Regions from separate parts of the Homo sapiens genome. Here regions 1 and 2 are each linked to region 3. Evidence: chromatin loops called from intact Hi-C (ENCODE). Cell type or tissue: heart left ventricle. All regions are shown on one strand.

Region 1 (8,000 bases), 120 kb after region 3:
CATGAGCAGTGGAGAAACCTTAATTTCAAAATAGTGAAAGCGGTTTTATATCAGGTTACCTCAATGCATGGTAGATTTCTTAGGCTGGAGACATGTCAAATTATAGCAGTAATGATTGGTCATGTCCATTCCTAGCCACATGCTGCCTTAAAAAAACTGCAAAGCCAGTTCCCTTTGGCTTCCTGTTTGGACATTCATGTCACAGAAATATGTGTGACTTAAATCACCTTGCTCTCCTAGAGGACTCAGGAGGCTGAGAGTTTCCAGCTCCTCCAATAGTGGAGAGAGGAGTGGGCAGCCTGGGAGAGATGTCAAGGATCTACCTCAGGTTTGGATGCCAAATCCTACCCTTCTCTGCTGCTTTCTTCATTGCCAGTTTACTCCTGTTCCTCCAGGGGAGGCATAATCATGCAGCATGAACGGTTTGTGGAAGTGCCGTCCTGTTCCCCCACCTCAGACTCTCATTTATTAAGTCAAATATGCACCTCCCCAGCCAGAGCGGTCTGGGCCAATGATGCTGTCCATCTATGTGCACAGACAGAGCTGATGTCAAGAGAAAGGGTTGGCTAGGACAAGATATAGCATAAAACAGAACTGCTATGAACTTGGGTGGTCTTGAGCAAGTCCTCTGAGTCCATTTCCCATGTGTCTGAAATGTCTGCAACAGAATTGAGCGCAAGTGGGAGCTTTGCTCAGGCAACATTGGATTCGTGAATTGAGAGGGTAGATATGCATAGGATAGAGCTCTTGTTCACAAGTAGGTTGGGTTTTACAAACAGCACTGAGCTTATGGAATGAGAATTCTATGCCAGAAATTTCCCCTCCTCTTTTACAGGGTGGGATTGATGCTGAGTGGGTACATGTGCTTTCTCCAGGGTCACAGAGCTGCTGCTTAATGTCAAAGTGAGATCCCCAGCCCCTTCTCTTTCCACTGCACCATGCTGTTTCCTTAGCGTTAGGGGCCACTAGAAAAGAATCAATTCTGAGAGCAGAAATATTTTGCTTCTAAACAAAAAAAATGAGGCTTATCCAAAACATGTAATTTAAAAGACCAGCTCCTTTAAAACAGAATTTTCCATGATGCCCTGTGTACTTATGTGTCACACAAACACACACACACAGACAGACACACACAAACTGTTTTCAAGTTGAGAGAATCCACGGAAGCATCTTCCTTTTAACAAAATTGAGTCACGGTAAAATTATTGTTATTATTATTATTTTATTATTATTATTTTTTTTGAGACAGAGTCTTGCCCTATCACCCAGGCTGGAGTGCAATGGCCTGATCTCGGCTTGTGCCTCAGCCTCCCGAGTAGCTGGGATTACAGGCATGTGCCACCACACCTAGCTAATGTTTGTATTTTTAGTAGAGATGGGGTTTTGCCATGTTGGCCAGGCTGGTCTCAAACTCGTGGCCTCAAGTGATCTGCCCGCCTCGGCTTCCCAAAGTGCTGGGATTACAGGTGTGAGCCACCGTGCCCGGTCTTGTCAAGGTAAGGTTAAATTAAAATTTTTTTACAGGGTTCCCAGGCTCAGGATTAGCTCCCTCAGCTTCTTTCCTGGGAAGCCACTTCTCCTTCCAATGACAGTCCCCTGGACCCTGCATCACACCTGCACAGGGGCTCCTCAGGCTGCTGGGTGATGTTGCTCAGCTCCACTCCATGGCCATCTTGGCTCCCGTAGAAGCTAAGGAGAACAGGAGGATCCTACAGAAAAATTCTGATGAGGACAGGGAGGGCAGCTGCTTGGGGGCCTGGGCCTGGTGTGCAGGTGGAGCAGGCCTGAGCAGATACTGGGGATGGGGAGTGAGGCTAACGCAGCCTCACGTAGCCTGGACCAACTCCCAGCAGGCTCACTCAGCCTCATGATCTCCTTTCTTAATCCAATAAATGACCACTTGCCTAAATTTGAAAAGGTGCCATAATATTATTTTATCCACAATATCCTGTCCTCAGGCATTTAAGTTCATGAACTTCCTCCTCAAAACTAATTTCTGTCCAATAAGACTCTTCCAATATCGATCTTGAATCACTAACATTTTAAGCCTCTGAGACGTTATTGTCTCTTCATTCTCCTCCTTCTTGCCAAATGGACATTATCTCAACTCTCTTGGTTCCTTGGCCCACTCTTGCTTCTCTCACTGATGCCATGGCATCCATCTATCCACATCTCTGCCTTTATGTAGAATAGTCTCTTCTCCTGGCTTTAATCAGGTAAGACTCCATCTTCTCACATCTGAATCTTTGCTTAGAGTTCAAAAAAATCAGATTCCTCGTGCTTTGGAATAGAGCAGTGGTGGGGAAAGTACTGATTCTAGGTCCCCTTGCTGGATAGGGATGCAGGGAAGCTGGAGGGACCTGGAGTCCCAGTACCCTAGGGACAGGGGCTGTTGTCTTAGCAGCACAACTCCCCTCTTTCAACATAGGCATCAGAGATTCCTTGGGTAACTTCATTTTCCTTGTTCAGGCTACTCTTCTTACCATGTCTCACTGATAATAAAAGATTAGGCTTTTGTAGGAGACCCATATTGTGATTTTTTCTTGGGCACTCCCACAATCTCTACAAACATCAAGGAAACAGGTCTCTCCTAGGTACTTTTTTTGAGGGTATTGGAGCATCGGCCAAGTATAAAATATCCAACAATACTGCAGTACATTTCTGGAAACCACATGGAAAATCCTAAAACTGGTCTTACCCGTGGGATCTGTGTTATAATTGGATGTTGCATTCTTGACCAAAGACTTGGCATCAGATAAATCACAGATACTAAATATGTCATAGAGGCAAAGATTCACAAAGATTCACAGTTTAAATCAGTAGTTCTCAACCCTGGCTGAGCCTTAGGATCGTCAAAAAATATTTTTTCAAATACCAATGCCTGCACATCATTTGGGACCAGTTAAAGCCAAATCTCTATGGGTGGGGACAAATAACCAATTTTTTTGTTGTTGTTTATTAAGAGCCAGGACCAAAAGAAAGACATAGTTGTCATTTGGCACTTTAAAAAATTAAAAGAGCCACTTGAAAGTAAGTGAAAAGATTTACTGATTCTCCAGATGGAAATTCAGAGATCCCACATTTGATGAACGCGCCATCTCATATGGTGGTGAGACAGGGCATGTGGCACGTGCTGTCCACCAGCACATGAACTAGTGCCCCTGGGTGCAATGTTCGAAGGCTAATGACCAGTGAGTTAATACATATTTACAAAGATTTCATGATGAGCATAATGTCTCTGTACTGGGGACTGGTTTAGGAGTCTTTGGAAAAAAATAGGCATAGTCCCTGTTCTCAAGCATTGTTCAGGGAGACAAGAACACAGTGATTCTGAAGTTAGGCTTCCAGCAATTTAGCAACATAGAAACATTGCCCTTTGCTGACAGTAGCATTTGTATCTGAAATTATCTCAACCAGATAGATCCAATTGTTTAAAAGTTTTGAAAATCTGCAGCTATATTCCAGGATTCCTCCCTTCCCTTAGTAGAAGGTTGGAGAGAGCCGATCCACGGAAGGAAAGCCTTGGGCTCACTCACACACTGGGCCTCCTCTAGAGACACCCAGTGCAGAGAGGAAGGCAGTCCCGCAGGGCCAGCCACCCAGAGGCCCCAGGGAAAGACTGTCCCTGCACATTTCTCACCAGGTTTATGTAAGTAAAGAGGAGGATAAATCCTGCCAATCCAGGAGGTTGGTTTCTATTTCTGATTCCAGTTCTTTGCCATGAATTATATGATTAGAAGCAGGGCATTTCATGATGCCTCAGTATTTCCATTTAAAAAAGAAGAATAGTGTCTATTCTTTACCTATAGAAACAAATACCTTACAGATAAATTAAATTCTGTTCAAAGGTATCTGAGCATTATTATGAATTTTTTTTCTGATTTTTAGTCTGACATGTTTACTAAAGAGAACTCAGAAATTACAGAGAAATAGTTATATATGAAAACAAAACTCACTCATAATCACACTCATAATTCCATAATAATTTTAAACACAAGAAAACACAAAGACATTCTCTATGTGTGGTTTTATACCTGTTTATACAATGATTAAGATTATATAATGAACATTCCTGTGTATCTTAAAATAGTGCTTAAAACAGATTATTTCATGACTGTGTGACAGCCTGCTTTATGGCACTGCCATGATTTGTTTATTGATTGTGAGATACACAACATAAATATTTTTTAAATTTAAGGGAAGGTTAATAATCTAAGAAATTTTGATTAACTATTATTTATAATAATCCATTTGGAGATTTTAAAAGTATATGGACATCAGTTGGAAATAATCTCAGAAGCACAGAAAATGAGATTTAAAAAACAATCAAGAGCAATTTTATTTTTAAAGGTCAATTCACTTATAAGAGACTCAGAGAACATGCAATAATTGCCTGTAACTACATTTCCATTGACTTCTGAGTGGTAATTTTATCTTTAACACCCCCTGCTGGTTTGCCTTATGGTTTTAGTGTTATCACTTTCTTTTTTTTTTAATTGTAATTTCATTAGAAGTCTGACATTTTTCCCGTCCTATTCTCTTTGTTCTCTCCCTCAAAAAATAAAGTGAGAGGGGTATGAGCAAAGGAAAAACAGAACAATCGATTATTACTTTATAGAAATTCACCCCTCACAACTCCAGCCACCATATGTAAAGGAAATAGGCTAGAGAAGCACAAAAGAATGAGGAGATATACTCAGGCTTTCTTTTAAGAACTTTATAACTTGTTGCATTACTCATTTATTCAAGGCCATTGCCATAGACTCTATGTCTCATATTACTCCACAGTAATTATCTGAAAGATAAACCCAGGAATGTGTAGATTCACAGGTCAGGGCCAATGTATGGTCATCCTTTTTTTTTTTCCTAGGGTTACAGGCAGATCAATTCAAAGCACTGCTTGAGATGGCACTTACCTGAACAGTTGTTTGTTCCACAAAAGCACCTTATAGTAAGTTTCTATCCTCTCATTTTACTTCCTACCACAAAGATCCTCTAATGCCCATGTGTGATGTAAAAAAATCAAGAAACAGCTATTACCTCATTTCTGATAGATCTGGACTCCCTTTTTGCATTCAAATAGCATTTATTGAATGTCCATTCTGTGCTTAGCACTGATCGAGGCACATGAACAAGATAGGCCATGTCCCTGTTCCTCCAGAGTTTCCAGCCTAGTGGAAGAAATAAATAACAGCAAAGGAAACAAACAAACAAACAAATAAGCAAGATAATACAACATAGTTATCAGCTCAAAGAGAACCATGAAGCAGGTGGTGGTGGTATGATAGAGTAACTAGGGAGGAGGTGGGGCTGTGTGGGGAATATTTTTGTTAGTGTGGTCAGTGAGGGCTGCTATTGAAGAGGTGCCCAGTCATTTACCTTCAGTCTTTCAACAAGAGTGCTGCAAGCTTCATTCTTCAAATCCTCTTCCTGCCATGACTCTCATGGCTTAGTCTAATGCCTTTCCTCTATCCTTTCTGCTTTCGGATCCTGGGAAGTGTTTGCAAGGGCTCCACACCCCCAGCATTTCTCATGATAGCCTACTTCTCACAAATCTACATTCACTTTATAATCATCTTTAATCCCAGTATCTCCATTATGGAAACATGAGATGAGATTGGAAATAAAAGGGATTCCTATTTGTTTCAACTATATTTTAAAATGTGCTTATTTGCATATGAATACAGATAATTCTATTGTGCTATTTGGGATTCTGCTAAAATCATCTCTTTGCAGAGGAAAAGTATTGCAACACCCACAGTAGCTTTCACTCTCACACAAAAGACCAGATTTCCAGAGAAAATGTTTCTTGGGCTGCTTTAGGAAGTCCAGGGCCAGTGATGGTCTTCAGGGTGGTGGGAACTTTTCTTTTCAGCCGCAACTGATGAACGTACATGTTATCTGGAGACAAGATTATAAATTTTCTTTGATGTCTTTGACTGAAGTAACTTTGGTAATAATGTTTAACCACTGGAAAACAGTTTTTGAAGTTATAATGCTTTCCTGCCATTACTCTTCTTTGGCTGTAGCTGATTTAAGCATTTCTTGCCTTTAGATTCAAATAGCAGGGCATTGGTTCCACATGTCAAATTCTGTGCATGATAAATCTATTTTCTCTTTGAATTTTTGTGACAACCTCATTAATCATGTGTTAGGAATGAGGAAGCTGAGATTCAGAGGGATTATGGCCTGGCTCAGAGTCAGAGGTACAGAAAAGATTTCACTCAAGTCTTTTGATTTCAGTTCAGCTGTGTACCTCTCAGGCTATAGCTGTCTCCTGTCTATGTGTATATAGCACTGAACTAAGTCTTTAGGAAAGTAATATGAAATTTAGTATTCAGGTAATCATCTTAATGAAGATTCCAGTTTTATTGGGACCACTAGTTACCAATGGAACAAGATGTTGAATATGTGCATGAATATATAGATATTAAATATGATTACAAACAAGAGGGCATATCCCTCAGGTGTTGGCTCCCTCTTCTCATATGCAGCCCTGAAGACACCACAGGGTACAAATATCAAATATAGCATGAATTTATAAAATTATATATAAAGATATAATTTACTGAAGCAACAAGAGTGTCTGGTATTATAGTAATAAAGAATGTATGAATTTTTACTGAGAAAAACATTTTAGCTCTATTGCTCTATTAAAAGAAAAAAGAAAAGACCTAAATAAATGACTAGGGCAATTTATTGTTGCTATTATGTCATTTGTCTCCAGATTGTTTTATGTATTTCATGACAATTCCAATCAAAATCACAGTAGGAATTTCTGAAATTATGGTAAACTGATTTTAAATTTTATAAGAAAGCATAAAGGCTCTTGAGTAACTAAGCAATTTTGAAAAAGAACAAAAGAATAGAACCATTTTACTAGAAAATGAGATTTGAGAAAGACATAGTAACTGATGTTATAAAGTTTAGGTGCAGAATAAGCAAAGAGACGAAAGGGAAAAATGAAAAGTCCCCAAATCAAACTGTGCATCTGTGAAAAATAAGTAATGATGGGGACAGCTTGACAAGTGCATAGCAAAAGAAAAGGCCAATTTAGAAAATACTTCAGAGAAAAGTATTACTATAGGGAGAAAAATACAGTTGAATCCCTATATTGACCCATTTAAAAAAAAAGCTCAAAATGGAGTAATTTCAAAATGTGAAAGGAAACCTGTAAAGTGAATAGAAGAAAATGTAGGGGAATATCTGTTTGCCCTTGGGTGGTAGAAAAATTATTAAATAAAGCCTCATATGCTCAAGCTGTCAAGAAATAAATTGACGAATTGTACACTAATCAAAAATGAAAGACTTGTGTTCAATGAAGGGCATCGTGAACAAAGTTAACAGTGACAAGTGACTGGTGACATTCTAGAAGTCTTTGCAATGCCTAAAACTTTAAAGGTATCAATAGCTAGAATGTACCAGAGATTAATGCAGGTCAGCAATAATAAAGATAGAAAAAAGTGATAGAAAAAAAGACGATGCGGATAGGCAATTCACAGAAGGGGAATCCTGAGTGGTTTATAATCTCCTGAAGACATAGATACTCAACCTAACCATCAATCAGAGAACAGCACAACAGAGCACTATTGAGATGGTACTTCAAATCCATCAGATTGGCAAAATCTACACAATCAGACAACACCAAGGGCTATTGAGTATAAGTTGGAACAAAACCTTTGCCCTGCTGGTGTGGGAAGGTAAATTACTATAGCTCTTCCAGAAAGCAATATAGCAATTTTTATAGAAATCTTGTATGCATGATCCTATGACTCAGCAATCTCCTTTCTGAGTACATGCCTCAGAGAAACTGTCCATAGTGGAAACTGAGGTGGATGGATCACTTGAGGCCAGGAGACCAGCCTGGCCAACATGGCGAAACACTGTCACTACTAGAATAGAAACAACTAGCTGGACATGGTGGCACATGCCTGTAGTCCCAGCTACTTGGGAGGCTGAGGTGGGAGAATAGCTTAAACCTGGGAGGCAGAGGTGGCAGT
Region 2 (8,000 bases), 250 kb after region 3:
GGATAAAGACCAATGAGTAGCTAAAGAAAATGTGGTAGATATACACCATGGAATACTACTCAGCCATAAAAAGGAACAAAATAATGTTTTTTTGCAGCAACTTGGATGAAGCTGAAGGCCACTATTCTAAGTGAAGTAACTCGGAAATGGAGAGCCAAACACTATATGTTCTCACTTATAAGTGAAAGCTAAGCTATGAATATGCACAGGCATACAGAGTGGTATACTGGACATTGAAGAGCCAGAAGTGGGAAGGTGGAAGGGGTGTCGGATAAAAAAACTACATATTAGGTACAATGTACACTACTTGGGTGACAGGAGCACTAAAATCTCAGAATTCACCACTATAGAATTCATCTATGCAACCAAAAACTACTTGCACCCCAAAAGCTGTTGAAATAAAAAAATTAAATTTGTAATGCATTTTTATGTTCCAGTGAGTTTTTAAAAATGGTTTTATTGAGGTATAATTGATATACAATAAACTGAACATATTTAAAGCATACAGTTTGATAAGTCTGGGCACATGGATAAGCTTGTGAAACAGAACCATGATCAAGACAGTGCACATATCCCTCACCCCAAAAGTTTCCTGGTGCCCCTTTTAGTCCCTCACCCCAGCACTCCCTTCCCACCTGCCCCCAGGTATCATGAATCTGCTGTCACTTTAGAGCAGTTTGCATTTTCTAGCATTTTAAACAAATGGAATCATTGAGTATATACTCTTTTATTTGTGTCCTTTCACTCAACAGAGCTATTTTGAGATTCATCTATGTTGAAGTGTGCTTCATTACTTTATATTGCCCAGTAGAATTCCATTGTATGTACTTGCCACAATTTGTTTATCCATTCACCTGTTCATGGACATCTGGGTTTTTTTCAGTTTTGTGTTGTCTTTGAGACAAAGTCTCATTCTGTCGCCCAGGCTGGAGTACAGTGGCGCCATCACAGCTCACTGCACCCTCAGATTTCCGGACTCAAGCGATCCTCAGCCTCCCAAGTAGTTGGGACCGCAGGCATGTGCACCACACCTGGCTAATATTTTAGTTTTTGTAGAAATAGGGTCTCCCTGTGTTGCCCAGATTGGTCTCAAACTCCTGGGCTCAAGCAATCCTTCTGCCTTGGCCTCCCAAAGTGCTGGGATTACAGGTGTGAGCCATCACACCCAGCCCTCAGTCTTTTACTATTACAAACAAAGCTGCCATGAACACTCAACTACAAGTCTCTGTGTACACATATGCCTTTTTTCCTCTTAGGTAAATCCATCAAAGTGGAATGGCTGGATTAAATGGCAGGTATATGTTTAACTTTTAAGAAACTGTTGTAGCCGTTGTCCCATTTTACAGACCCTCTCCCCTAGAAGGCTTCCATAGGTTTTAAGAATGAGATTACAATGATCTGGGGCACTTGTCAGGCATTCAGATTTTCAGTCCACTCCCATGAGAAAAATCTGATTCACTAGGTTGTGAAGGGGCTGGGAATCGGAGTGTTTAACAGCAGGTACCCCAGATGATTACTGGAGCTGGTGAGTTGTGAAACATCACCCTAGGGGATACAGTCTTAACTCCCAGGTGATTTTTGGAGCAAGTGAGTTATGAAAAAATACTCTAGGGAATACAGTCTTAACTCCAGAGCTGGGTTTACACGCCATTCAGGATCTTGCTCCTGTCTAGTTTCCCAGCCCAGTGCTCCCTGCTTCAGCGTTATTAAACTGTACCCTGTTCTTTGTATGACCGACTCTCATCCGTCCAGTGCTTACTGAGTGTAGTGGGTCTAGTAGAGACCCCACAAAATATATGTCCATGTCCTAACCCTCAGAACCTGTGAATGTGATCTTCTTTGGAAAAGAGACCTTAGTAGAGGTAATTAAGTTAAGGAGCCTAAAATGAGATTATTCTGGATTTAGGGTGAGCTCTAAATTCAGTACCAGTTGTCCTTTTAAGAGAAAGGAGGACAGAGACACAGAGGAGAAGCCCATGTGAAAACAGAGACGACATGGAGTGATGCTGCCCCAGGCCAGGGAATGCCAGGGGCCTCCAAACACTGGAAGAGGCCAAGAAGGATTCTCCAGAGAGCCTTCAGAGGAGGTGTGGCTCTGCCCACGCTGTGATCGTGGACTGCGGGCCTCCAGAACTGTACATTTCTGTTGTTGTTTTAAGCCACACAACTTTCAGTTATTTTTTACAGCAGTGAGGATTTAAAGATTAAAAGGTGTAGATCCCGCTCCTGAAGAGTGTAAAAGTAGAAAAATGAACCAACAGGGAACAATTACATTAAATTAAGATAATTACTATGACAGGGTATATTTAGTAAGGAGAGTGATGGCAAATGTTGCCCAAGGGAGGTGGCTGTGTCCTGCCCTCTCCTTTCCCCCTCCACTTTACCCCCCTCTGTGGTTCATGTTGCCTATCTCAGTAAGTGGTATCCTCACTGCAAATCACACAAGCCAGAAATCTAGGAGTCACTCTGATATCTCACCCCCGGCCACAGGCCCCATGACTTCTGTCACCAAACCCCTAATAATGACATTTATTTCCTTAATATTTCTAAGAATTCCCTTCTCTCCCCTCCATAGCCACCACCATAGGCCAAGCTCCATCATCTCCCACCAGAGCAGTCCCTCCTAACAGGTCCACTGTGCATCACGCTGTGCATTAAACACGCTCATGGAATCACATGGCTCTCAGGAGAGAGGGTAAACCTCATAAGTGGACTCAAGGCCCTGCTGGTCTAGCCCTGCAGGCTGCTTCTCCTCCCCACTGATTCCCTGTGCTCCACCCACTGCCACTCTGGTCTGCCTTAGTCCTGTGCTTTCCAGCTCTTTTCACAGCTGGCCTATTCTGCAGCTGTTCTCTGCATGAAAGAGCTATAACCCTACTGCACCTAGGTGACTGCTACTGCCTCAGCCATCATCCCTATGGAAGCCCTCCTCCACTTCCTGTCAAAGTCACAGCTTCTTATTTTAATCCCCGAGAGAGTTGTGTGCCTCCCAGTCACAGTTGCAATTTACATTGGCCTGTGTGATTATTGCACTGAAGTAGGCTTTCCCCAGCCCACGAGATCCTTGGGCACAGGACTGTGACCTTTTTACTCACTTTTGTGTCTCTAAGGCACAGCCTGGTGGCTAATACATAGTAACTACTCAGTTCACATCTGTGGAATTAATGAAGAAATTGCCCATTGTTTATAATAGCAAAAAATTGAGGACAATTTACTGAGAACAAATTAAATAAATTATATCTATCTGTGCTATGTAGTACTATTCAGCACTTTCAAAAATAATGAGGTACATCTGTACTTACTGATGTGGAACATTGGCTATGATAGATTTCGAGTAAAAAAACAAAAAATGAAAAGAGCAAGTTGCAGAACAATTCTTAGGGTAAAACAGTGTTTTAAAATTAAAGCAATGATTTAAAAATTTTTTAAAAAATGTTTGACCTGGCATAGATGAAGGTATGGAAGGACAACATCAGTTAATACTTAGTGCTAGGCAGCGGGACTGGGAGAATCAGAGAAGCAATGGACATGAATTTGATAAAGAACTTACACAATTTTGCAGTGTTTGGACTTTTTCTTTTTACAAGCATATATCATTTTGATAATTCAAGACATGCTTTTAAAGATTGCCAAGAAGACAAGAAGTGACTCAAGGAAGGGAGGCACATTCCCTGTCACGCACCACCACCTCCTTTCCTGCCCTCCAACCCCATACATGCTTGACCTTACCCACTTGGCATAGACCTGCACCCCAACCTTCTCACCTGTATCCCTGCCCTCTCGCCTTCACTCCTGCCCTCTCACCTGAGCTGGTGTCCTCTCACCTGTGCTTATATCCTGTGGTTTGCATGTCACCTATCCCAATAAGCAGCACTTATGTTCCCGATAAGTACCACCTTCCTAGATTGTGTGGTTCTTTTGCAAGGTTCAGAAAGGTGAGGCTGTTGGAAAGGCAGTTAACCTCAAGTAAATTCCTGTTAGTGACTTTACCTCCCTAACTGCAATGTTAGCTTTCTGAGAAGGAAAGGAACTAACATATTCAAAAATTAAACTCCTAATACCTAGCAGGCATGCCTACTTATAGCTCATCAAATCCCCACAGGAACCTCGTGAGTAGGTATTCTCATCTCCATTTTACAGACCTGTGGCAACAAGAGCTTGCCACTTGGCCAGTGTCTCACATCAAGGACTCAAACAGAGCTCTGACCGGCTCTCCATGCCAAACTTTCTGTGCCACAGCATTGGGATGGTGGGGGGGCATGATTGCACCATACTGCCCATGGATTTCCTAGCTCATTTCCTCCAAGATAATAAATGCTGTATAAATGTTTGTATTATGAGGAAAGTAGTTTATCCTTCACCCAGCATGTCCATTAAATAGTCTTTGTATTCATTTTCTATTGAAGCTTGATCTCCCCAAAGCTTAAAATAGGATTGAAAATGTGCAGTGTTTGACCTATTTTCAGCCATTAGCGTAATTTATCAAATTAGAGAACTGAGAAGCAACGACCCTGAAGAGGAGCCAGTGCAAGCAGTCTTGGGGTGGGGGAGGCCAGGAGTCCCAGGGACACAGGGTCTCAGGACCAGTAGAGGAAGAGAAAGGAGGAGCGCTGACAATGGCTCAGAAGTCGAGGTGGGAAAGAGCAAAGACAAGCCCCACCTCTTTCACAGCAGAGTTGGAAAGAGTTGCAGACTTCATGGAGGCCACCTGGACTCGGACCCCCGCTCTGCTGCTCACTGACTGCGAAGCTGGGTCAGACTCCTTTATCACTTGAGCCTCAGTTTCCTCCTCTGAAAACTGTGAGCTGCGACTCACCTCACCAGGGTGACAACATTAATTTTAATGAGGTAATGTATGCGAATCCTGCCTATATAGAACGAAAACAGTAAGACATTTACAATGTTCCATATGGCCGCTCTACTGACATGACTTTGTCTTCTTTACTTTGGATTCAAAATTCTCAGTCTGAAAGATGGGATGTTACAAAATTGCATTAAATGCTTCAGAGGCAGAGATCATCTTTACATTCCCCCATCTCCTAGGATCCAGAATGGTGTCTTGCACATAACAGGTGCTCAGAGAGTATCTGCCAAAAGAATGATGAATGAAAGAATTTAGCTCACAACTACTACTTAAGCAGTGGCCCTTTAGCAGTAATGATTTTTACTGTCTTGCTCCCTGGCCCTCCTCCCAGGGTGTCTTCATGTGCTAATTCATCCAACAGCAGCCATTTGGGGATGATTAGAATAGGTGGGAGGAGCTATTAGGAATGGGGCACGTGTGGCCAGAGAGTCCAGGTGAACAACAGGAAGAAGAGGCCCCTGATCAGCTGTTTGCTGAGCATCAAAGACCTGGGGTGGAGCAAAAGGAGTCAAGTGAAAGAGTGAGACTAGGGAAGAATGCAATGATCTGATGATAAGTGAGAAGCAGCCTTCAAACTATTAAAAAAAAAAAGCAAAAGTAACAAATGAAAATAACAATGGATCTTAATTAAATGATTATTTTAAACACATAATGCATATACACACCCAAGTTGTACTTACAGGCACTCCAGTTGGTGTGATATATCTAAGGAAAATAGATTCTGCTTGATATTTGGTGGGCTTAAAATAAAATGTTTCGTGTGTGTGTGTGTGTGCGTGTGTGTGCACGCACATGTGTCCTTTCTCCATGTCCCAGTAAACACTGTACTATGCTTCCCTCCATAGGTGCTGATACATAACACTGTTCATTTTCAGCTGCAGCTCTTGATTGCTTTTGGCAGCAAAAACACTGCTCCAGGTCCACATGAGAGAGTGACTTGGTAGAAGATTAAGATGGATTCTTGAATGGTGGTCCCCAAAAGATGTATGCATATCTATGTCTCAATCCCTAGAATTTGTAAATGTTACCTGGTTTGGAAAAAGGATCTTTGCAGTCGTAATTAAACTAAGACTCTTGGGATGAAATCATCCTGGATATTCAGTGGGCCCTACATCCAATGGCCAGTGTCCTTATAATATCAGGGCAGAGGGATGTTTGAGACAGACGGAAGAGGAGAAGGCCATGTAAAGACAGAGGCAGAAATGGGATTGATGTGTCTACAACCAAGGAATGCCAAGGATTGCCCCAGTCACTAGAAGCTAGGAGAGAGGCATGGAATAGATTCTTCCCAAGAGCCTCAGAAGGGAGTGTGGCCCTGCTAACACTATGATTTCAGACTTCTGGACTGCAGAACTGCAAGAGTTCTATTGTTTTTGTTTTGTTTGTGATGGAGTTTCACTCTTGTTGCCCAGGCTGGAGTGCAATGGCAAAATTTTGGCTCACTGCAGCCTCCACCTCCCGAGTTCAAGCAATTCTCCTGCCTCAGCCTCCCGAGTAGCTGGGATTGCAGGCATGCACCACCACACCTGGCTAATTTTGTATTTTTAGTAGAGACAGGGTTTCTCCATGTTGGTCCGGCTGGTCTCAAACTCCCGACCTCAGGTAATCCACCCGCCTCGGCTTCCCAAAGTGCTGGGATTACAGGTGTGAGCCACCATGCCTGGCAAGTTCCACTGTCTTTTTTTCTTTTTCTTTTTCTTTTTTTTTTTTTTTGACAGAGTTTCACTCTTGTTGCCCAGGCTGGAATGCAGTGGTGCAATCTTGGCTCACTGCAACCTCCACCTTCCAGTTTCAAGCTATTCTCCTGCCTCAGCCTCCCAAGTAGCTGAGATTACAGGTACCTGCCACCACACCTGGCTAATTTTTGTATTTTTAGTAGAGACGGGGTTTCACCATGCTGACCAGGTTGGTCTCAAACTCCTGACCTCATGATACACTCACCTCGGCCTCCCAAAATGCTGGGATTACAGGCGTGAGCCACTGCGCCCAGCTGAGTTCTATTGTTTTAAGTCACCCATTGGGATAATTTATTCCAACAGTCCTACAAAACTGGTACAATTCTGAAATGCTATCTTCTCACAAATGTTCAATGTGAAGAATTTCACATAAACACGCAAACCTAAATTCAAACTCCCATGGTGAAAAGTCCCCAGGGAAGTCTTAGCCAGCTTCTCTGTGCTCAACAAGTCTCACAGAGTATGTGTCCAGTGTTCCCTAGGCTCCTTGACTCCTGCATCAGAGCTTTGCCCCCTTTGTAGTATTACAGATCCTGTATAACCTTCCCCAGAAGACGTGCTCTATGGAGCCCCCTGCCCAACACCAGCTCTTAGAGAAGTTTAGCACAGTTTCTCTCCTGCCCAAGCTTAAGGGCTCTAGGGCTTCAGGAAAGTCTTAAGATGTGCCTAAAATTCTCGTAATGAGGATATGTTGATTCTGGTCCTGGGAGTGGAGGGACTGTCTTTGTAGTACTGTGCTTATGCCACAGTGTCTCACCGCTATGAAGTGCTAGTTAACTGCATACTCACTGACTAAAGCTCATATATATCCCCTATGAGATCTGCCTGGGCAAACTGTGAAAGGAATGAAATCATCTAACTTCCTCATCTCCAAAACCTCCCACACCCTTAGATACCCAGGGCCTCTGTGCTGCTCTGATCTCTCTGTGGGGCCCATTTTGCTGCTCCTCTGACTCCACCCACAAAATGAACTTGTGCCATGCCCATTGGTCTAGAGTTTTCTCTAATGCTAAGGGACAGTTATAATTAATGCATTAATTAAGTCAGTTCAGGAGTTTGACAAATTTATCATGATGAAAATCAGATGGAGAAATGTGGGCTGGACAGTCAGTGTATCCATGGGTAGATTCATAGGTGGATGAAGGCCCTTATCCAGTAATAAAACCCTGGCCTTCTGAAGGGAGGATCCTTGCCCTTGGCCCAATCCTATTCAATATTTTAATCAATGATTTGAATAAAGTCAAAGCAGCAAGTTTATCTGCTTTGCAAACAATCCAACTCCGAGCAATGTAGAAAACATATTTGTTAACATACTCAGTTAAAATCATGAAATGATGGACTGTAATGAATACCTCAAAATTAATGTAACTTCTTTCACTTAGTTTCAAAAAACAAGCCAC
Region 3 (8,000 bases):
AATAAAGTAGAGAGGACAGCAATCCTTACCAGTGTCACTCTATCACCCTATACAGCTCCTCAAACACAAGCCCAGAAGGGGCTTCATTTTGGTGGAAGTCCTGGGCCTACATTTGTATATTTAAGTGGAACCCGAATACTTGCTCCCAGAGTGGTGTCAGTGGTCACCCCAACTTTCCAAATTCTGGCAGGCACAGCAGGTCATTCTGTGAGCTGTTCTCATTCACATCCTATTTCCAACTGGTTCTGTTCCACGGAGCCCCAGCTGTACTCTGCAATTCAGTTCTACCAACGCTCATTGCATGTTGCTGATATGGCAGGCACTAATGTGAGATGCTGTGAGCAAGCAAGCATAGCCCAGCCCCACTCTAGTAGGGAACACAGAAATACTTGTAATGTGAGCCGAATGGAAGCATAATGCCCTGTGGCAACACTTAGGAGGGTGACGGTCATTCTAGCTTGGGCAAAGCTTCATGGGGGAGGAGGCCTTTGTCCTGAGCTTTGTGAGATGGGTAGGATTTAGGCAGGCTGAGACAAAGGAAGAGCATGCCAAGCAGAAAGAAGAGCAGGAAGGAAGGCATGGAGGCAGAAGTGTTCAAGTCATATTTAAGGAGTGGCACTTGCTGGATCTCCAAGTGTCTTCAGAGTGATGAGCTTAGGAATTCAGGGAAAGGCCTTGTCATAGAAAGCCTTCAGGATTCTAAGGAATTTAGACTTTAGGGCAGAAAATGGGAAACCATGGACATTCTTGAGCAGGGATATATCATGGTGGGACTTGTGCCTCAGGAAGAGCAATCCATCAGCAGAAAGGCTTGGAGAGTGAGTAGAGGCAGAAGAACAATGAGGGCATTATTGCAAAAGTCCAGACCAGTGGTCACGGAGGTCTGAAGTTTAGTGATGAGACCAAAATTGGAAAGGAGGGAACTTTGGACAGGTGCTGTAGCAGCAACAGAATGGAGGCTCTGGGGCTTATGGGGTATGGGGATTAAATTCACACTGAGGCAGGAGAGTGTTGAGAGGGAATCCAGCCATCTTCTCTTCCTGGGCTCACAGGGTGGTTTATCCTGGGGGTTGTTGTGCAGCAGTTCTCTGATGTCAAAAATGAGCAGGCTTAGGGAAATTGATCTACTTTGGTAGAGATTGTGGGCTGTCCACCAATATCTAGCTACCTTACTTTATTAAAAATAGAATCCTTAATTTTTAGCTAGGCAAATGCCTCCTACCCCTAGTTGGAATAAAGACATTTTTCAGTTTTCTTGCATCAGAATGGGTTTGCATGAGTACACCTGGGCAGTGATTTGTCAGACTTTGGGAAAATATGATTTTTTTGTTGGCAAGAAAGCAGCCTGGATGGAGCTCCAGTGACCATCTTAAACCACTAGACAAAAACTCATGTTGAAGATAATGGAGCTATAAGATAGTGACTGATGATGACTGTAGAGTTGCCATACTTGTCCCAGGCTGCCAACATCTGGATTTCATTGACATGGGAGAGAAATAAATGTACATTTTATTTATGCTACTGTTTTGTCTGTTTTATGCAACCAAATCTAACCTAATCTTTGTCCATATAACAAAAGTCAAAAGAGTATAATGCAAACTCATTTATAACTTTTTAACAATGGAAATATATGTATCTCATCTAAGGACACATCTTCCAAGGATTTTAGCACCCAAGAAGCCAAAGTATTCATTCAAAGATTGAGGGGTGACCAGAGTCTTGGATGGGGCAAGTCCATCAGGTCAGTTCTTGGGCTTTAGTCCATCAGGCTCTATAGAAACTTCACCAACTCTCTTTACTGCACAACCAAGCCCTCCACTCTCATGAGAGGGGAGCTCATGTCCTCTAAGCCCCATGTCTCTTTCCACTGAAAGAGCACTGCTCTCAGATTCCCATTTTCCCCAATTCTATTCAATTTGTGTCTTGTTAACATAATCTTCCTTTAAATCAGATGCAATACAACTGAGGATGACTCAGGTCTTGGAGTTGGAATCGGATCTGAGTCCTGCCCTTTCTATACTTGACCTCTTAACTGGCCAGTGACTCATTTACACAAAATATTTTGGGTTGGTTTGGCAAGTGTTCACTGCTTAGATACTTTACATTCAGGATGTACTTTATCATATTAAGAGTATAGGGGATACATTTTCTTACATACTAACTGTAGGGGACAAGTACAAATGAATAGCCCAAACCGAGGCTGATGTTAAAGGTTAGCTGCCGGGGAGGATGGAAGAACCAGTCTTCATTCCCCAACCCTGTAAAAGACATCTAGAGGTGAAACTGGTTTTACCAGGAAGATGTCAAGATCAGTTTAAGCCTGCTGAAGTGGAGGTTCTAATCAATATCTGATAATATCTAAGATGTATTGAGCACTTGCTTTCTGCCTGGCAATGTTCTAAGCACTTAGATTCATCAAACGCATCACCTCACAACTACATGAGGCAACTACTCCCAATACCCCCACTTGCAGACAGGGAAACTGGAAGCTAGAGATGAAGCAATTTGACCAGCATCATTCAGTTAGCAAGTAGAAGAGCTGCTACTTGAATCCATGTGTTTCTCATCGCAGAGCCCTTAACTATTACCTTAGTTGTTCTTAGGGAGCTTAACAAAATTTCCTTCCTCACAATCTCCCTCTTATCAGAATGTATTTCTTCTCTATGATGCCAATTCCATACTTGATGCTTTATCTGAGAAACCTTTACAAACAGGCTGGTACTTGCCCCTTCTCAGGTGACAACATTTTAAGTTTGATAGAGGTTTTGCAAAGGTGTACTGATAAATCCACTGGAGGAAGAGTTACGGGTGGAGAAAACTCTTAATCTGTAGCCTTTGCCAATTTCCATGGTGTAAATACTCCCACCATGACCAGTGCAGCTGGTAAATTTCCTGAATATTTGATGATTGCCTCCTGCCCAGCAGCTCCAGCACACCACTGGGCCGAGGGTTCTATTATAGCTAAGAGTGCCCACGCTGGCTGGGAATTCTGGGAATCCATGGCCAGCCTGAGAGAGTTCTGGCATGAGAGAGCCTTGCAGTCCCCTTCAAGGCATACCTGTTAGGGGGGTCCCCAGCTTCTTTTCTTCAGCTATCTGGCCCAGGGCATGCTGGGAGGTGGTGCTGTGGCCCACAGAGAGGCTACAGACCTGGGCTCATGGCCCAGTCTCCCTCCTGAGGCTCCAGCTCCCCTTCTGGAAGCAGCGCTGTGACCAGCAGGTGGCAGCACTCTCACGTTCAAGAGTCTGTGCCTCAGCAAAATGAGGGGCCTTTGTTCTGAGCCAGAGGCTGTGTCACCAAGAGAAAGGCCCTGAGGGGCCAGCTAATCAGCCTGTCCTTAGCTGACCTCCATCAATGTGAGCCAAGTGGACAGTCTCTGGCAGCGTGATACCATGAGAACAACCTTAGCAAACAGCAGAGACAGCACAGTCTCAACCCACCCCTGCCCATCCTGAGGGCTTGGCCTGGGGAGGCCTCATAAAAACAGGTGGGGCTCCATTCAGGAAGGGAGGTAAATGCCAAGAGTGGCGCTTCCAGTGCTAAGGAGGAAAAGACTCCTGCTTGCTCCCACCACCAGCTATGCTGTGGTGCCGCCTTCCTTCTCTGCTGACTCCATGGGTGCTCAGTTCCCACCAGGTGACCAGCTGTTCCAGCTTGCCCAGGACTGTCCTGGTTTTAGTACTGAAAGTCTCAGGTCCTGGGAAACCCCCTGTCCCCAGACAGCAGGCCAGCTGGCCATCTGAACTCCCAGTCCCTGTCCATGTGCAACGCCTGCCTAGCACACAGTAAGCACTTTCGAAGGCGTTGCTGTTGCAGGAGAAGGCAAAGCAGAATTCAGGTGGGACTATAAGAGCTGACTGACCCCGATAGACAGGTTGGTTAGTTAGTTAATTGGTATTGATTGATTGATTTAATTTATTTAGAGGCAGGGTCTCACTCTGTCACCCAGGCTAGAGTGCAGTGTCACGATCATGGCTTGCTGTAGCCTTGACCTCCTGGGCTCAAGAGATCCTCAAACCTCAGCCTCCAAGTAGCTAGTACCACAGGCACATGCCACCATGCCTGCCAATTAAAAAAAAAATTTTGTAGAGATGGGGTCTCGCTATCTTGCCCAGGCTGGTTTTGAACTCCTGAGCTCAACTGATCCTCTTACCTTGGCCTCCCCAAAGTGCTAGGATTATGGGTGTAAGCCAACACACCCTGGCCTCATTCCATTGGTAAAAGCTGCTCCCTTTGCTTTCGGTCAGAGGTAGGAGCCAGAATGTGTGAGGGGAAATCCTCAAAACAGTCCGTTTCTTCTCCAGCTCACCTTGTATCTTTGACCTCCCTCCCTCTTCCTTCCCTCTCATGCTCGCCCGCCTGCCTCAACAATCTCACCCTCCCCAGAGTCCAGAGGCAGAGAACTCCGTGTTCCAAGGAAGGGTGGAGCCTCTTAGAGTGGGCAGGTGGCAGGGCTGGTAAACAGGACAGGCCAGAGGAGGGGTTGAGGCAGGCCAGGAGGCGCTTCAGCCACCTAGACATGGAGCAGCGGGATTTAGGCAGCCCAAAGAATCTGTGCGAGGTTTCCTGGAGCCCTCCCCCTCCTGCCCCCACATCCAAGCAGGGATGTGCACATTCCTCTTTCCTCCTCTAGCTCAATGTGCTGTGGCTTATCTGCTCACGTCACTGTTGACCCCTCCAGATGGTTCACTTGGACTCCCAGTGCCTAGCTTGGGGAGTCAGGCACGGCAAACGCCACCCTGTGCTATGGCTTGAAGGAGGCCAGCAAGCTTTGCTTAAGCCAAGGCATGTGTGAGAAACTTGCAAATCCTTCTTCCCTGCTCTGGACATGGGGAGAAAAGGCAGACTTCTTGCCATGGCCCTCAGGTTCTGCACAGACCGGCCCTTGTCAATTCTCCAGGCTTATCTTGTGCTGTGTTTCCCAGCACTCAGTGTGGCCATCATCCTGGCCTTCTGCCAGGCCCTGCTAATGCCATGCTCACTCCTGCCTCAGAGTCTTCACTCAGGCTGTTCTCTCTGTCTGGTCAAGAATAGCAGGCAGGGTCTGGTTTAGACATGGTCGTCCAAGAAGCCACTGTGAGCAGGGGAAAGTGAAGCTTTGATCTGGAGGATGTGAAGGGTCATGGTGTCCACCTGGGGAGGAGGTCTGCTCTGACAAGCACACTCCCTGTGGTGGCACCAGCTCTCTGTCACCCTGTTAGGAAGGAGTTAATGGGCATTTCCAAAGGCAAACTTCTCATGGGCTTTCTGTTTTAAATTTTCTATATAACTGACCACTCCTCATATCAAACTATCATACTCAGCGGGTTTGTATTTTCATTCCACTGGTGACAAATTAATGCAGGCATAGCCCTATTCTGGATAAAAATTGACCATCTCAGTGAAATCCTGCTGACTCCTGTCTCCCAGCCAGCACTTGGATTTGGTGGAGCCTGCATTAACCCCAGGGTCTCAATAGAGATTCTTAGGTCTTGGAGATTTCTACTAAAAGGCCCACTCTTCCACCTTACAGAATATAGGTCAGAAGTTTGGGCTACTTCAGCTGCCAGATCATAGTAAATAAATATTGAGTTTATTGAAGAAATACTGATTTTATGACATAGAGTTTGCCAAGTAAGCCAAATCCTAGATACAGTGCACAGCAACTCTGGTTATTAAGATATAGATGGAAACCCAGGCTGGCAACTATAGTCCCAGCTACTCAGGAGGCTGAGGCAGGAAAATTGCTTGAACCCAGGAGTTCAAGACCAGTCTGAGCAACACAGCAAGACCCCATCTCTAAAAAACAAAACAGTTCAAAGCTTTGAGGAGGTGGTGAAAGCCTTTATTGGTGTTAAATACTCCATCTCAAGAGCTATAGAAAGATCTTAACTCTTCCAGAGAGGCCATAGCCTCTGTGTAAAGCACACTGTGTAAGCTCCATGAAGGACACCCAGGAGGCACGCATGCCCAGAGAGGAGCGGCACCTGCTCCTCCCCTACCCTGGAAAGAGCCAGGCCATGATTCCTGTGGAAAGTGCTGCACCTCACCCAGCTGTGAGCAACCTCTTCCTGGGTCCTTGGGGGTGGGGAAACCAAATCCCTGGGTTTGAGTAGTATTTGGTCTTTTCCAAGAGCCTGTGTCTATGTCTGCTTGCTTTTTGGGTTAGCTCCAGCCAATCCCTGTTATCTTTCACAGAGGAAGAAGTATCCAGCTGTTGGGGAAAGTCCCAGGATCTGGGGCCCCGGGCCAGTTACAGGGATGTTGGGTTATGGCTGCTCTTTTCTTTCACCTATTTGTCTAGAAATGCAAACTATTCAGGTTGCCCATAGCAAAGAGGCCAAGGTTGGGAAGCTAAGGCATGGATGTGGTGAAGGAGAGTTGGAGGAAAAGGCTCAAAGAACCTCTGTTGGTTTTTGGGGGGTGTGACTTCAATCTTGTTCCTTCATTCCTACGTGGCCGAAGAGTCCCCTTGAGTGACCTCACCTTCACCCAACCCCCACCCAACCTGCTTATTCACCTACACTGACACCTGCCCTTCAGTAAGAAGCCCCACCCTCCCCAGAACACAAAGTTCTCCCTAGAGTCTGGGAGGAAGATCTGGGGTGTGAAGGGATGAGGGGAGGGCAGTCAGGGCTGGAAGTGAGAGGAAGAAAGGGATGGTTTTATTGCTCCTCTCTCGTACTCTGGCTCCTGCCAGAGCTAAGGTAGCAGGTTTTAAAAATGAAATGAAAGCAGCTCTTGCTTGTTAGAGTTGGTCATCCTCTGTAGGCCCCTTTGACTCGCCTCTCTCCTTCAATAACACCAACTCCTGCGGCAACATTTATTGTGTGCTCACGGGGGCCAGGCATTTTGTGAGGCTCGGGGCTGGGAGTTGATGCTGTGTTGGGGTCAACAGTCAAGGGGACAGCTAAATTCCAGCACAGTGAGGTTTGGGCCACAGTGAGTGGTGGAAATATAAAAGCTCCCCTCTGAGAATTGGAAAGCATCATATTTTTAAACAACTGTTGCTGGAGTTTACCTTCCTTCTTAAAGGAACCCCAGCTGCCTGTTCCCATGATGCCACTGCTGGAGTCTCAGCCCTGAGGTTGGGCAAGCCGGGGGTTGAGACTGTACCTTCTCTGTTTACTGAAGGTGTTCCTGTCTATCTTACTGCCTATGCACTGTGGTCCCCACAGCTGAAAGTCAGTAGGCAGAACAGCTGGCCCGGTAGGACCCATTTCTTCAATGAAACAGCCTATGGCCCAGACAAAAGCCCCTGCATGGGTGGGTGGAGGCTAGGATGCTCTGGTGAGCCCCTTGGACGCCATTCCTGTAGTGGTCACATTGGAATCAAGTCCATTCACCGATGGTCTTAATGTGGACAGAAAATTGAATTTATTAATGGTAGATGTAAAAATATAATCAAACATTTCCATCCATATCATTGAGTCCTATCCAACAATAAAAAGGAATAAACTATTGATACATGCAACAACGTGGGTGGATCTCGAGGCAGTTATGTGGTGAACAAAGCCTATCTCAAAAGGTTACATACTGTATGACTTCATTTTGTAACATTTTTTAAGTGAAACAATTATAGAGATGAGGCACAGGTTAGTTGTCAGGAAGGAGCAAGTGTGGCCACAGAGGACAGCACAAAGAGTGGCTTGTGATGAAACAGCGCCACACAGGTGATAAAATTGCATAGAGCTACACACACACACACACACATACACACGCACACACGCGCACACACACGAGTACTTGTGAAGTCTGAATGAGTCTGGGTTGTACCAATGTCAGTTCCCTGGTTTTGATAATGTATTATAGTCATGCAAGCTGTTACACTGGATTGGCCTAGTGAAGTGTCTGTGGGACTTTCTTGTCAATTTTTGATTGTGGTAAAATATACATAACATAAAATGTACCATTGTAACTATTTTTACAGGCGCAGTTTGTTGGCTTTAAATATATTCACATTATTATGCAACAAACACCACCATCCATCTCCAGAGGACTTTTTATATCTTCCCATACTG

The links. A loop is a pair of places that touch in the nucleus more often than their neighbours do. Peaks named below come from ENCODE experiments on the same cell type or tissue, not always from the same donor. Only the 100,000 strongest peaks of a DNase experiment are listed, where the experiment ranks them.
Region 1: it touches region 3 in a loop (5-fold over the local background); 82 of 110 quality-filtered maps call a loop at or near these places.
Region 2: it touches region 3 in a loop (2.5-fold over the local background); 22 of 110 quality-filtered maps call a loop at or near these places.

Annotation. Positions count from the first base shown.
Region 1 is chr1:116,357,412-116,365,411 of GRCh38, reverse strand. No RefSeq gene overlaps it. Among named protein-coding and RNA genes, the nearest start is that of ATP1A1, 12 kb to the left of the region's middle. In heart left ventricle, a CTCF peak has its summit at 4,468 (motif pointing left); no DNase peak of the experiment used is centred here.
Region 2 is chr1:116,228,186-116,236,185 of GRCh38, reverse strand. No RefSeq gene overlaps it. Among named protein-coding and RNA genes, the nearest start is that of MAB21L3, 120 kb to the right of the region's middle. RefSeq lists an enhancer at 4,921-5,458. In heart left ventricle, a CTCF peak has its summit at 3,131; no DNase peak of the experiment used is centred here.
Region 3 is chr1:116,480,653-116,488,652 of GRCh38, reverse strand. It overlaps LOC112268235 (a long non-coding RNA gene), which reads right to left. Exons shown (of 2, transcript XR_002958352.2): 1 at 1-8,000. Among named protein-coding and RNA genes, the nearest start is that of LINC01762, 5.8 kb to the right of the region's middle. RefSeq lists an enhancer at 4,805-5,305. In heart left ventricle, a CTCF peak has its summit at 3,219 (motif pointing right); DNase peaks (open chromatin) are centred at 3,222 and 4,939; H3K27ac peaks cover 1,181 bases.